Regions from separate parts of the Homo sapiens genome. Here all the other regions are linked to region 1. A link is a loop called in an ENCODE intact Hi-C map of the cell type or tissue named here. Cell type or tissue: K562. All regions are shown on one strand.

Region 1 (5,000 bases):
AAACTCATGTTGCTCAAGGGTCAACTATAGTTATATATAACCTACTAAATATTGCTATTGATAGCCAAGCCCCTTTAATTGGAAAAAGAACCTTTTTTGCTTTAATGGGGGTGTCTTACATTTGTGTGTCATTTTCACATATTAATATATTGTATTTTTTAAATTTATTTTTGAGACAGGGTTTTACTGTCACTCAGGCTAGAGTGCAGTGGTGCAGTCATAGCTCACTGCAGCCTTAAATTCCTGGGGCCAAGCTACCCTGTCGTCTCAGCCACTTGAGTAGCTGGGACTACGGGTGCACACACCACAATGCCCGGCCAATGTTTTAATTTTTTTTTAGTAGAGATAGGGGTCTCCCTGTGTTGCCCAGGCTGGTCTTGAACTCCTGGCCTTCACGGATCCTCCCACCTCGGCCTTCCAAAGTGCTGAGATTACAGATATGAGCCACCATGCCCAGCCATATTGTCTTTTTAATCTTGATGACTCAGTAAGGTTGTCAATATTGGTGTACCGTTTCCATTTTATTTATTTATTTATTTAAATTAAAAAAAAAAAATTTTTGAGATGGAGTTTTGCTCTTGTTGCCCAGGCTGGAGTGCAATGCCGCGATCTCGGCTCACTGCAACCTCCGCCTCCCAGGTCCAAGCGATTCTCCTGCCTCAGCCTCCTAAGTAGCCGGAATTACAGGCCCCCCACACCACAACCGGCTAATTTTTTGTATTTTTAGTAGAGATGGGGTTTCACCATGTTGGCCAGGCTGGTCTCAAACTCCGGCTGCCCCAGCTTCCCAAAGTGCTGGGATTACAAGAGTTAGCCACCATGCCCAGCCAGTTTCCATTTTGTAGTTTAGGAAACTTAAAATTAAGTTATTTTTCTAAGGTCACAAAGCTGGTAGAATCAAAACTAAAACTCAAGTTTTCTGGGTGCTGGTTCACAGTAGTGGAAGAACATGAGCTTTAGAACAGGTTAGACCTAGGTTCAAATTCCAAATTCCATCTACTAGCTGGCTGTATGTTTTGAACAAGTTAATAAATATCTGAAATCTTTTGTCCCACATTGGCTAACAATGCCTACTGTACTGTCTTGTTGGAGGAATGAGTAAGATGATGTAGGTTATGTGCCTAGTATATAGAAGGTGTTGGGAAATGTTACATCACAGAGAGGAGGAGAGGACTGTAAAATGTTTGCTGGCAACTGCTCTGGGAAAAATCCTTCCAGGAATGATTGGAACCCAGCATGGGGAATGGGGTCACTGTCTTGGTGGAAAGGGTGGGAGATGAAGAGGAGGAAAGAGGAGGTGGTGTGGACAAGCCCTCCTATGGGGAGGTGAGGGAGGCCCCACATTCCCAGAATAGGGACCTGTGTGCTTCCTCTTTTTATCCCTCCAAAGTTCTTGAGCACTAGGTCAGAATTTAATGCACCTGCCTCTCATTCGTTATGAATAGACAGTTGCAATTCCTGGGACTGTTGGAGGTGATGGGTTTATTCTCAGAAATCTTAAAAAGGCATTTTCTGGGCACCTGAGCAAACACAAAATTATCCTGTGGAATGAGCAAGCTTCGAACGCTGAGACCCTGGGGCATCTGAAGGACCAGCTAATAACCATGTGCTAAGCAGTGTGTATTCCTAAGTTCCTCAGCTCTGCTTTTTAAAACCCCCCACCCCCCGTGCTCTGACTTGACCAAATGGTCTTCCCTCAGTGGGGTGTGTGGAAAGCAGCTGCTATGGGAATGCACAAACCTGGGATCTGCTCTCAGCTTTGTCCTTTACTTGCTGTGTGACTTTGACCAAATCACTTCCCCTCTCTGGGCCTGGGTGTCCTCAGCTATACAATGAAGAAGCTGAACTAGATGGTCTCCACAAGATGTCTTCCAGCTGGAAATTAAATTTTCGTATAATGATTCCTGCTTCTCCAGTGCCCCTTTCTCTTTCAGCTCCACTAGCTGTTACCTCCCCACAGGGTTGTGCTGTGTGCTGCCTCTGGGCCACATCCCAGGCATGCAGTGATGGCCCATGTCCAGGGTTCCTTCCCTATGAGGGTCTGGCTCCTGGCCTGCAGGGTCTGCCAAGACACCCTGACTTCATGCAGATTACATTTTTGTCTTTTCTAAAAGTGAAAGACGAAAAGGTTGCCTGAGTTTGCCCAGGGTGGAGACAGCCTGACCTGGAGTCCTCACAGAGCCCATCCTGGCCCCTGGGAATCCACTGGAACAGGCCTGCAACCCCTCGCCTCAGGATTAAACCTGAGGGCCCACTTCTGGGGACTGAAGGTCAGGAACCTGTGAGTCTCAGCATTAGCCCTTGACAGCCCCTTAGAAGGGTCACCAGCTTTAAGGGAAGGAAGAGTGCTTATCAGGACAAAGAGGGGCCCTCAGTTCCAGCAGGGCCAGCTGGTCTGGCCCAAGACAGGAGGATTAAACAGAATTCTTGGATGTTCAATGCGGCTCCATGGGGACCTCTAGCGGCTGTTTTGTCGAACTGCGGTCTCCAGCCTTCCCAGCCTCAGGACATTCCACACCTGGATGGATACTAAGTAATACCAATAACCAACATCTATCCTAGGCAGCGTCCCTGATTCACAGAGGGGAACCTCTTGAGGAGCACTTGCCTAAGGCCACCTGGCTAAGTGGTTGAGCAGGAATTTGAACGCTGCCGCTTGACTTCAGAGTTCATACTGCCTGCCCTCAAAGATGTGAGTGTGCTCCTCATGAAAACCTGGTGTTTTCCAGCACATGGCACTTGCCAATTCTATACGATGCACCTCTAAAACAAGTGAGAAGACATCTCTTCAAAGGACCCATGTGCCACCAGCAGTTGAGGGGTCACCGGATTCTTGGAGACAGAGCTAGGTTGAAGGGATGGGTCTGACACGTGTAAACTTGCCCAAGGTAACCATTTGCGAATCCAACCTCCTCCACGAAATAAAAATAAAGAGTGTCCTGCCTATCTCTAGGGCTTGTTGCAAGAGTTAGCTGAAACGCCACGATTGAACATATTTTATAAAATTAAGTAATTTGACGATTATAACTTTTATTTTTGTGAAAACAACCTGTAGTTACCAACCGATATTTGAAGCTAAAGAAAAAAAATGCAACCAGTATTTATGGAATGTTTGATATATTGGATAGTGTTCTGTGTACTTTTTACGTATTAGCTCGAACTTTTTCCTACAAACCAGGGAGGCAGGTCCTATTTTTATTCTCCATTTTACTGATGAAAACCCTGCAGCCCACACAGGGGAGGCACCTTGTCCATGATGAAATAGTGATGGAACGAGGATGTGTTCCTATGCAGCCCCACTGCAGAGCCACTGTGCTTGATTTTGACACTTACTCTGCTGTTCTTCAAGGATACATTCCAGTCTCCCAGAGAGGATGCAATGAGGACCCCCAGAGCTTGAGGATGCCTCTTCTACTGGCCCTAACAAGGATCACTGCTGTGTCAGGCACTGTGCTAAGTGATTTGTGGACATTTTTGCTAATCTGTACTCCCACCTGTGAAGTATTGCCCTTGCTTTACAGATGGGGTCTAAGGCTCTGAGAAGTAGAATGATTTGCCCAGGGCCACGTGCAGCAAGTGCACAACTAGCTCAGAACCCAGTGCTCTCGCAGCCGAACCGCTCCTAACCTCCGCTATACTGCTCCTGCTTGGCTGCTCCCCCCATCCATCCACCGGTGGGGCCCCCCACAGCCCAGGGCTCCCTTGGGCTCTGTTCACACTCTTTTTGCCCTCTCTGGGATTCCATGCATAGGAAGCAAAAACTTCTAAAGTAAGAAATGGCCCGAAAGCCAGGTGCCACCAACCCATAAAGTGTCATTTTTAGGAAAGATGCCCTTTGGGGTGATGCTGCTCACACCAGGACAAAGGCATGAGCTCAGGCTGGGTTTCAGCCCCTGCTTCCCTGTCAGCTGGGGCCTTTGTGCAGGATACAACCTGCAAAAGCGTGTCGTAAAACCACAGTCCAGAGCAGGAATGGACTAGAAACCATTGAGGATAAATCTTCTTGCGTGGGTGGGCCTGGGAGTTATCAAAGGAGGAAAGGTTTGGGATGAACAAAGCAGCCTTATCATTTATTCTCTTCCAAACACAATTACTATAAGCTGAATTGTTTTCCCCCAAATTCATATGTTGAAGCCATAACCCACCCTATGATTGTATCGGGAGGTAGAGTCTTTAGGAGGTAGTTAAGGTTAGGTGAGGTTGGAAGGTTGGGGCCCTGATCTGACAGGACTGTGGTCTTAGAAGAAGAGGAAGAGAGAGGCCAGGCGTGGTGGCTCACGCCTGTAATCTCAGCACCTTGGGAGGCCGAGGCAGGTGGATCAAGAGGTCAGGAGATCGAGACCATCCTGGCAAACACAGTGAAACCTCATCTCTACTAAAAATACAAAAAATTAGCCAGGCGTGGTGGCGGGCGCCTGTAGTCCCAGCTACTTGGGAGGCTGAAGCAGGAGAATGGCGTGAACCCGGGAGACGGAGCTTGCAGTGAGCCGAGATAGCACCACTGCACTCCAGTCTGGGCGACAGAGCGAGACTCCGTCTCAAAAAAAAAAAAAAAAAAAAAAAAAGAGGAAGACAGAAAGAGATCTCTCTCTGCCATGTGAGGAAACAGCAAGAAGGCGGCCGTCTGCAAGCCAGGAAGAAAGCCCTCCCCAGAACCCACTCTTGCTGACACCCTGATCGCAGATGTCCAGCCTCTAGAACTGCGGGAAATAAATACCTGCAGTTTAAGCCACCCAGTCTATGGTATTTTGTTCTGGCAGCCTGGGCAAACTAAGACAAAGATAAATCCCAGGGTCACAGATGACTCTTGGCAACCAAATAGGAGAGTTTGTGTTGACCGACTCTGGGCATGCATATAATGTGCTGAATTCCCCTTCTCAGAGCAGCCGTAAAGAGAGAGAGGAGACTGTGTCTTGGTTAAGCTGCTCTGCCCTCATTCCATGCTCAAAAGCGTATTTGAGCAGCGTCTATACATCAGGCTTTGGGAACAGAACAATGAG
Region 2 (5,000 bases), 72 kb before region 1:
CTTTGGGGCTGAACCCAGGGTAGGTTTCCTGGCATCATTCCTGTGTTTTCTACTCTCCCTCCCTAATCCTCTGAAAGTTTGAACAAAAATAAGATTATGGGCCAGGTGTGGTGGCTCACGCCTGTAATCCCAGCACTTTGGGAGGCTGAGGTGGGAGGATGGCTTGAGCCCAGGGGTTTGAGACTAGCCTGGGCAACATGGCGAAATCCCGTCTCTACAAAAAATAGAAAAATTATCTGGGTGTGGTGGTGCGCACCTGTAGTCCCAGCTACTCGGGAAGCTGAGGTGGGAGGATCACCTGAGCCCGAGGAGGTCCAGGCTGCAGTGAACCAAGATCACATCACTACACTCCAGCCTGAGTGACAGAGTGAGACCCTGTCTCAAAAAATAAAAATAAAAATAAAGAAATAAGATTATGACCAAGAGCCGTATGTCTCAGATGTTGAAGGGCAATATACCTGTGCTTCAGAAAAATCTGCCCTGTGTGCCAAAATGTGCAGAAAGGAGAGCCAGCTTCTCAGCTGGCCCCATGCCCCACTACTAACTACTCCCACGGCCTCGGCGAGTTATTTCTTCTTTTTTTAAAAATTATACTTTAAGTTCTAGATGTGAACAACGTGCAGGTTTGTTACATAGGTATACATGTGCCATGTTGGTTTGCTGCACCTATCAAGTCGTCATTTACATTAGATATTCTCCTAATGCTATCCCTCCTCCAGCCCCCTGACCCCCCGACAGGCCCTGGTGTGTGATGTTCCCCGCCCTGTGTCCATGTGTTCTCATTGTTCAACTCTCGGGGAGTTATCTCTGAGTTACTCCTGAGTCTGGGCTGGGAGACACCAGGGGGACAGGGCACACACATTTGCAAGTTTCCTATTCAGGCCATGCTGTCCAGGCAGCCAGAATGAAGCCCAGCCAGAGCCAAAAGGCTTTCCTGGAGGTGTGTTTGTCAGTTTGGCAACCCTTGGTGTGCCCAGCCCACGCGCTGTGAGCATTCGCCTATGACGTACTTTGCGTGGATCAAAGGCCCCACAAAGCCTGCCGTGCCTGCAGCTGCCACGCTGGGGACATGCTGGGGACGTGGGCGATCGTGGGCTGAGAGGCAGACTGCTGGGCTGCCGCCTCCCATGGCAGCTTTCTCCCATGGGAGGGAGTTCACCTTGCGGCTTCCAAACTCAGCCGGGCCGCCCCTAGGCATGTCACCTCTTCTCTTTTTCTCTCTGTTGTCCCATGATTTGGGTCCTCAGGACCTCTCACCTGGACCCAGGGATAAATGAGATCCACTATCAGAGCCAATGGCAGCATCGGCAGCACTCTAGAGCTATTTCTACTTGATTCTAAACCTAGATTTATACTATGTGTAGCCAGCTAGAAATACAGATCTCACTGTAGAAAAGAGACTGGAAGAAATTACAGCAACTGTTAGCAGTGGTTTCATCTCTGGTTTGTGAAATTATGGGTGATTTAAATTTTCTTTATGCTTTCCCTTATTTTCCAAGTTCCATAGTGTATAAGAATATGTAATTTTGAAATAAGAGAAAATAGTCGGCCGGGCGTGGTGGCTCACGCCTGTAATCCCAGCACTTTAGGAGGCCCAGGCGGGCGGATCACAAGATCAGGAGTTCGAGACCACCCTGGCCAATATGGTGAAACCCCATCTTTACCAGAAATACAAAAATTAGCCGGCTGTGGTGGTGGGCGCCTGTAGTCCCAGCTACTCAGGAGGCTGAGGCAGGAGAATCGCTTGAACCTGGGAGGCAGAGGTTGCAGTGAGCCGAGATCACGCCACTGCACTCCAGCCTGGGCGACAGGCTCAAAAAAAAAAGGAGAAAATAGTCAAAGTACATTTTTGATGCCTTGTATTAACCTCCCTTTTGTGTCCCCCACCCTCAAACCTTAGTTGCACTTTAGGTCAATGAATATCTAAATCACTCTGCATTCTTCAGGCACACAGCAGCAGGAGGGAGGTGTGCCTGATAGGATGCTGGATTAAAGATTGGTTCTGACCAATTCACAGAGTATAGGATGCCCACAGGAGGAAAGCTGAATATTTAGCATGGTGTAAGTCTCATGGGACTTGGCCACTGTCACAGGCTAACTGATGCCCAACCTGCATGGAGCCCAGGCCCTCTCCCCACCTGGCTCTCTTCAAGCTTAGGAGGCTCCTCATCCCACTCAGGGTTTAAGATTCTCCTTTGATATTCTAGGACATGGACCAAGTTGGGATTTAGGGTTGCTCTTGGGTTACCAGCCAGCGTCCCTGAAGCCCCTCCCAAAATGTCACTGGGGCCCTGTGACCATAGAAGAGGCCTCTGTGGGCCACACAGTGAGTCCAGCGATGAAGCCAGACCAGTGTGGTTTAGGGAACAGGCCGCAGCAATGGGCAGGAACTCTGGCAAAGCTGTGCCTCCTATGGCTCTCCTCGACACAGAAGTCACAACCCAGGTTGGGGACCTAGGCGTCTCTGCATGTGCCTGTGTAGGAGCCTGTGTGTGTAAACAAGTGTATCTACATACACGAGAACCCAAGGGAGAGAGCTGCACAGGGGGCCTGCCCTGGTCTAAGCCAGAAAAGGAGGAGAACTGTTCCTTTTGGGGGCCGATCCCTGCTGGGAGAGGTGTGCCAGGGTTCCCGCCGCTGGGCCATTTCCCCCACCTGAGTTCTCTCTACAATGTCCAAAGAATGGGACCAGTAAAAGGGGGCCAGGGCAATTCTCCCACCCCCTGGAAAAGTCTGCCCTCCCTCCCTGCAGGCCTGAAGCCCTTCCGGCCCTCATCCTCCCCTTCTCCTGTGTCATCCTGTCTTCAGACTGATACACTCCTTCCCTCTGGTTTTCCTCTCAGTTGTCTCTTCCTTGCATTTCCCTCCTTAATTCCCTCCCACCAGCCTTATTTTTTTCTCCATCATCTGTGCTTGCTCTTCCATCTTTACTCTTGATAGCCTCATTGCCTGTCTCCTCAGATAGCCTTGGGTGCCAGGTTACCTGGCATCCCTGGCCCTAAGAATTTGGGGACTGCTTCTTTTGCTTGATCCAGCTCTCTCTGGAGGATGGGCAGTCGCCGGGCCATCCCAGGAACCCTTCCTGGGTTCTGTTTGTGGCTTTTCTGCGTTGCCACTGAGCATGGGTTGCTCTCGGCTGGTTAGCATAGGAGGTCACACTATCTGTTCTGGTGCAGGAATTGTCCAGGGAATTACAGTCAAGGCTGCAATGTGACCTATGGCCTGGGGCCAGCAAGCCTTTCTTAGTCTCCAGGCAGGCCAGGTACAGACAGCAAACTCAGAAACCCACGATTACATTGGCTGTCCTTTATATTAGCACACCAGGATGCACCCAATTAGCAGTGCTCATTCCTGCCTCCCTTCTGACTTCAAATACCTAAAGCCCCTCATATCTGGAAGCAGAGACCTGAAAAAGTCATCATTTCTTTTTTTAAAAGGAGAAAGGGAGAGGGAGGCTAACACACATACACTTATTCACAAAAAATAAAAGATGGTTTCATGGAGTTAGTCTGCTGGGATATTTAGAATCTAGGTTTGTAACTTGCATCTCCTTTCTCTTGATCCTACATTTCAGCCTCCAATTTAGTGGGAACTTGAACTGAACTGTGCTAATTTATTACTTGGACACCAAAGAGTTATTATTTTGTGGAGGAAAATCAACTTTGAACATTCAAGAAAAAAGACCCCATTGTAATGATTGGTTAGAATTTGATCTGGATCTACATAGATTCATTTTCTAAAACTATTCAATTAAGGATAATGTCAACCTATTGCCTGAATTTAAATCAGCGATTCATTTGGCTAATGAATTTTCCTTTTTCTGTGAGTACCGTGTCCTACGAATTTACAGGGGATGGTCAGAGAAATGGTGACAAAGAAAAGGAGGTTTGTTTGTTTTTAATGTTTTGTTTGCTGACTTAAAAAGCACACAGCCCTGGAAATGGCCTTCTCATTACTCGAGACAATAAAACATCCCAGAAATCCTGACACTGGCTAATAAGACACATGCCTTTAATGACAGCCTCAAAAAGAAGCCCCTACGGTGGAAAGTGTTGTGTGTTTGATTGCGCTAGTTTTACCATGGAATGTGCCAGTTGTGGCTGGAAGTAATTGTCTTTTCAGTGGACAACAATAAAACTGTTTTTAAGTTCTCTTCCTTAGTAAAGCCTAATTTATAAATGGAAATAAGAAGTTTCTAATTTCCCCCAAGCAGATGCCACTCTCCTTGAACTAAAATCACCTTGGGATTGCAGTGGAGTCCAGCATGAAGATGCGGTTTTCCTGCGTTTCCAACTCAGGCTGATTGAAGGCAGCTTATTTGTTTCCCCAAACACTTGGCTCCAAACACAGAGGGCTCCCTGCTGAGTGATGGGTTCCTAAAAACCTGTTTTTCTTCAGGGGAAGATGGGTTTAGTTCCAGTTCTGAACATCTCTAGGGGTTGCTTCCTCCAAGAACGGCTCAGAAATAGTCCCCTAAGGAAACTCCATGGGGAGAAGCTTCCCTCAAACTCAGGACTGGCTGCTTTCTGCTTTGGACAAGGATGCTGGCTCCCAAAACAGGGGCCCAAATAACTTGAATTCTCAAAAGCTATTTTTATCTTTCTCAGCCCCCACTCCTATTCTAAAAGTAGAAAGCTGGGGAAACAGGGTGAGTAGAAGAAGAGGGGTACAAAAAGGATCTACAGAGAATTTTGCCTGTAGTTTTTCTAGCTCTGAAATGCCTGGGGACAGAAGATGACAACACTAACTTGAAACTTCAATTGTCTCTGTTTTAAAGGCAGACACTTTTAATTAGACAAAAGCAAAGGGAAAGAAGAATAGAAGTACAGTTACCGAAAAGGCCCCAAGATCGCACTATTTATCTGCAGTGTGTGCTCTGTAAAAAACAAAAACAAAAACAAAAAACAAATAACAACAAAAAAAAACTGCAGCAACTTTTAGAGAGCCACATAGTATTATTCCAGCTCTTTCTTCCCCTCTGTCTCCATTTTACGTTTATT
Region 3 (5,000 bases), 150 kb after region 1:
TCTAGACAGTACAGGCATGTCATAAAGGATAAAGAAGATAGCATTGATCTCAGGTGCTGGCACTGCCTGAAAACTGAATGTGATTCAGGTCGGTGAATCTCAAGTAAAAGTGGATATTCTAGCAGGAAAGGAAATGGAGTGGAGAGGGTGAAAGTCAAAATGGGTAGATGGTAAATAGAATTAATTTAAATAGTAAGCAGGCTGTCCCAAAGACACGCAGTTCCCTTCCTCCATTCTTAAATATTCCTACACTTCCCTAACATCCTAACATTCCTAAATCCCTAAACCTTCCTGAAACCAGTTTCCATTTCCTTGCTCTTCCTCCCTGTTGCCTGATCAGTGCTCTCTTTTTCTCTGTGTGTCTGTCTGTCGCCCTCCCTCCAGACACCAGCCAGTAAACCAACCCGAAGGAAACCGCCCTGTTCCCTCCCCCTGTTCCCCCCCAAGGTAGACCTGGGCCAGAATGGTGAGGAGGTAAGTGCTGCTGTTGGGGCTCAGAGGATGCTGTGATGGGTTTTCTTTCCTCTTCTTGAGGAAAGTTTGGAGGAGGGGGCACCAAACTCATACTTTAAAGCTCAGACTCTGTGCAGGGAATTTCTCCATTTCAGAGTGAATCTCCTCTTAAATGTTTCCTGAATCGTTTACTTTGGAAACTAGGCTCCTCCCTGCTCCCTTTTACTGAGGCTCCTTTATGATTTGTCAAGGACACGAACACTATTTTCCAAGCCTGAGAATTTTAGCAAAGAGAATGGGTCATATATTATTAACAGACCCAATTCAGGAGCCAGGAAAGTTCTGTTTTATTCCCAGATCTGACTTAGGTGATCTTGGAATAAGGTGTGGAGAAGGTACCTGGAAAGGGGGCTACACTTACATAGGGCAGGACGGAAGCATGAGAAAACCCCGTGATTCTGCAGTATCCTTGTAAAGCCTGGCTATTGTTCAAGATCACTGGAAGAAAACCAGAGCGCACAGGAGGCCTCGTTGCCCTCAGATATAAATAGCCAACGTTACCAACATAATAAAGGCTCTGGTATCATAGATCATAGCCAGTAATAGGTTCTTAGCCTGCATATTCTCCTATCTTTATTTATCTAATTGTAGCTGCAGGAGTGCCTTCTCCACACCTTATGCCAGCAACCCATGAACCTTCACTGTGGTCATAGTCTGTGCCAGAAATGGATTTGTATGTTCTGTCATCTCACCTGGGAGGCCAACCCCAAAATACAGCAAGCAAGCCAAAGACAATGTCATTCCCAAATTCCACTTCAACAACCTCTTTATTCTCCCCTTCTTTTTTGGGGACCAGCATCCTGACAATAGCCATTAGGTGCCCTATGTGAACTTGGGCAAGCATCTTAATGCCTACATTTTCTCATCTATAAAGTGAAACAGCTGAAATAGATCAATGGTTTTCAAGCCTTTTTGTCAACCTAAGGCTTATAAACAGAAGCCCACAAGATAAAGCAGAAACTCATCGCTGCCCCAGGCCAAGTGAGATGGGGGAGGGGAGGCCTGGAGCCCCAAATGCTCTCAGAATACTCTCTCCCCACTGACCAAGGGTCTTATTCTTGGATGAGAACCCCAAGGAGCACAGTTTAAAAACACTGAGGTTTTCCTTGGGTCTCTTCAAGTGCCAACAATATGATTCTGTGGCTTTATGGGGTCATCAGCCAGTGCTGTGACCAAACACATACCAACAACCTCTCTTTCCAGAGAATCAACTTCTCCTTGTAACCTTCAACCTCTGGGCTCAGTGTCTCCACTGCTATGCAATGGGTTGAGGTTATGGCCACTCAGAGCTTAATGTGAGACTGCCCCCTGATAGCCTGGGCTTGGCCCAGGAGAAGTCACCACACCATACCGAATCATTTTTCTTATTTGTGAAATTGAGGACAAAATCACTAACCAGATAGATCAGGGAGGCTGGCTAGGGAAGTTTTATCCCCTAGAGTAAAAGCAGAGGGAGTTAGGCTAGTGATTGGGTTAAACAGCTCCATCCTGGCAGCTCTGTGGAAATGCATTCACAGGTTTCACCCCATGGGGCACATCACCCAGAAGTTAAATGGCTTATAATGGCCAAGGGCTGGTTAAGTCCAAGGGCGGATTTTAGAAAATCCTGCCTGGAGTGACAGGCTGCTCGCACATTGAAAGGACACTACCTCCAGGGATCAATGACTTTTCGTGGCCTTGAAATTCACATAGAAGCAGGGCGTAGTGGCTCACGCCTGTAATCCCAGCACTTTGAGAGGCCGAGGTGGGCGGATCACGAGGTCAGGAGATTGAGACCATCCTGGCTAACACGGTGAAACCCCGTCTCTACTAAAAATACAAAAAATTAGCAGGCGTGGTGGCAGGCGCCTGTAGTCCCAGCTACTCGAGAGGCTTAGGCAGGAGAATGGCGTGAACCCCGGAGGCGGAGCTTGCAGTGAGCCTAGATCGCGCCACCGCACTCCAGCCTGGGTGACACAGCAAGACTCCGTCTCAAAAAAAAAAAAAAAAGAAAAGAAATTCACATAGAAATAAAATGAGCAGCCTGCTTTGTCTGGCAGGGCTAATTGGAGGCTGCTGTCCACATTTCTCCTTCCATACTCCTGTAGCTCAGCCTGCAGAGGCTCTAATGCTGGAAACCTTGGGGGCCTGCAGGGAGGGACCCGGTCAGGCTACCCCTCGGTTCCCAATGCACAGTGCCAGGAAGGGTCATTTCATCCCTGCCCCGCTATGCTTGCTCAGGTCTGAGACAGTGGGGTCAGCCCCCTGACAGCACCTGCTGACTGCAGGGCCCCTCCTGATGGCAGGGTGACCAAGAGTTACCCCTCTCTGGAAGAACCAGCTGAAGTTGGGTGTTTAATGCAGCCACAGATCCTGCCTCCTATACTCAGAAAAGGCTGAAAAGCATTCCCATCTGGAAATTAGTCCGTAGTTTCTAGACGTGGTAATAATGTCATGTAAATACAGCTATATATATACATATACAGGGATGGAAGGCTGGTTTTTCTCCACCGGATTGTTAGTCTCAGCCGCTTGCCTGAAGCCCCTTGTTAAACCGTAAGGGAAATGATGCCACCTGCTGTCATTTCCAGGAACTGCACTAGAGGCTATTTTGGATTCTTTCTGCTTTGCAATTCAAATCAATAGGGTTTTATGGAGCATCAGCTGGGTCCCCAGTACTATACTGTGTTTAAGGGGCAGGGTCCACTGAATTTCCACAGACTTCAGAAATCAGTGGTCAGCTGGGGAAGAGAAGAACTAATAATATTACATGAAGTGAGCTTTATCAGCAAAATTGTTGCTGCAGTTTCTAAAAGTTTCTCTGAAAACCCCAGCCCGTGTGAAATTTCCCTGTAAAGCACAGAAACCAAGGGCACTTCCATTGGGGCTGGAAGCTCTTTATACTCATCCTAGATAAAAAGCTCCTTGAAAGACTGCTATAGGAACATACCCGACAGTGAAGACACATGGAGGCAGAGGCAGCAGGAGTCCTTAGAATCATTTATTCCCGCCCAGCTGCATCTTGGTAGAGGAGGCTGAGGCCAAGGGCTTCGTCTGGCTCCTGCCAAAACTAGAATTAGAAGGAGTGGGGATCCTGTAAGTCCAGCCCATGCTCTCCCTTGGTGTTGGGCTGTAAAAAGATCACGAGGAGTTCAGTTGGGTGAGCCTCCCTCCTTCCATCACTAAAACACAATCATCTCACATTATAAATATCTCAGAATCTTCCTAAGAGATCAGTGTAGTTCTTCTTATTGTTCAGGAAAATTAGTACATGGGGTCAAGGAGCAGGTCATACACATTGGTCTCCACACTATGGGGAGATCCCTCCTCTGCCTTGGCCTCTGTCCAACCACATGGAAGTCATCCTCTTCCTTTTCTTCATCATCATCATCCTATCACTGTCACCATTCTCACATGTTTGTGGGGATTTTACGCAAAACACAGAGTTAATATTTTTACATGATATGGATCCCGAAGGCAGACAAGATTCCTGGCATTCATTCATCACAAAAATATCTACAACTAACAGAGAGTACGTATGATTATGTAACACATGCATCAGCCACGGACTGCTCCTGCCACCGAGACTGAATCATGCTCATCTTTGTATGACCCACACAATGTCTGGGACGTAGTAAATACTCAGTAAATGTTTACTTGGTTAAAAAGAATATTCAGGCTGGGCGTGGTGGCTCACGCCTGTAATCCCAGCACTTTGGGAGGTGGGTGGATCACCTGAGGTCAGGAGTTCGAGACCAACCTGGCCAACATGGTGAAACCCTGTCTCTACTAAAAATACAAAAACTAGCCAGGCATGGTGGTGCATGCCTGTAATTCCAGCTACTTGGGAGGCAGAGACAGGAGAATTGCTTGAACCCAGGAGGCGAAGGTTGCAGTGAGCCGAGATTGCGCCATTGCACTCCAGATTGAGGAACAAGCAGGACTCTGTCTCAAAAAAAAAAAAAAAAAGAAAAGAAAAGAAAAAGAATATTCAAATATTCAACATTTTGGAAAATCATAATTTATAAATCATGCCATCGATGGGATTTTCCAAAATATCACTGGGTCCAGGGAGGAATTCCAGTCATACCTCTGTCATCCTGGTCTGGTTTCTTGTTGTGTGTGTGACAAACAGGATGGTAATTTTTGCCCTTTGTCTTTGAAATCCCCCAAATTGTTGATTCACAGTGTTGAAGGTCATGAGGTGAAGATCTTGCTCAGATATAGTTTTCCTTCATAACAACAATGAAGTCACTCTTCCTGGGAGAGACCTTCTGTGTTAAGGATGTCGGCGCTGACTTCTCTAATTCTGATTTGAAGATCTTGCTGTGGTGGGATGAGGGAGGGAGGGGGAAAGTTCACGTCGCCCAGGCCCTAATGAAGTATGTGGGCTACTGAACTAATGAGAAAGTGGCAACACCAACTTCTCTTCTCCTTCTGCCTGTGGCTTTTGGGTTCCAACCAGAACCCCACTTTCCTCACCTTACTTATCTGGTTGTTTTGGTTGA

What was found. A loop is a pair of places that touch in the nucleus more often than their neighbours do. Peaks named below come from ENCODE experiments on the same cell type or tissue, not always from the same donor. Only the 100,000 strongest peaks of a DNase experiment are listed, where the experiment ranks them.
Region 2: it touches region 1 in a loop (2.5-fold over the local background); 27 of 110 quality-filtered maps call a loop at or near these places.
Region 3: a loop joins it to region 1, with 2.9 times the contacts of the local background. A loop is called at or near these places in 4 of 110 quality-filtered maps.

Annotation. Positions count from the first base shown.
Region 1 is chr1:167,531,523-167,536,522 of GRCh38, forward strand. LOC107985224 (a long non-coding RNA gene) reads right to left here and starts at 4,273. Exons shown (of 2, transcript XR_001738279.2): 1 at 1,741-4,273. It also overlaps the pseudogene AKR1D1P1. In K562, a CTCF peak has its summit at 2,462 (motif pointing left); a DNase peak (open chromatin) is centred at 2,429.
Region 2 is chr1:167,460,021-167,465,020 of GRCh38, forward strand. The region is part of intron 1 of CD247 (CD247 molecule); the gene reads right to left. The region is part of intron 3 of LOC101928512 (a long non-coding RNA gene); the gene reads left to right. Among named protein-coding and RNA genes, the nearest start is that of CD247, 56 kb to the right of the region's middle. In K562, no CTCF peak of the experiment used is centred here; no DNase peak of the experiment used is centred here; H3K27me3 peaks cover 2,154 bases.
Region 3 is chr1:167,685,037-167,690,036 of GRCh38, forward strand. RCSD1 (RCSD domain containing 1) reads left to right here. Exons shown (of 7, transcript NM_052862.4): 3 at 385-474. Among named protein-coding and RNA genes, the nearest start is that of TRP-CGG1-1, 27 kb to the right of the region's middle. RefSeq lists enhancers at 2,807-2,986, 4,214-5,000. In K562, a CTCF peak has its summit at 3,074 (motif pointing left); DNase peaks (open chromatin) are centred at 2,645 and 3,045.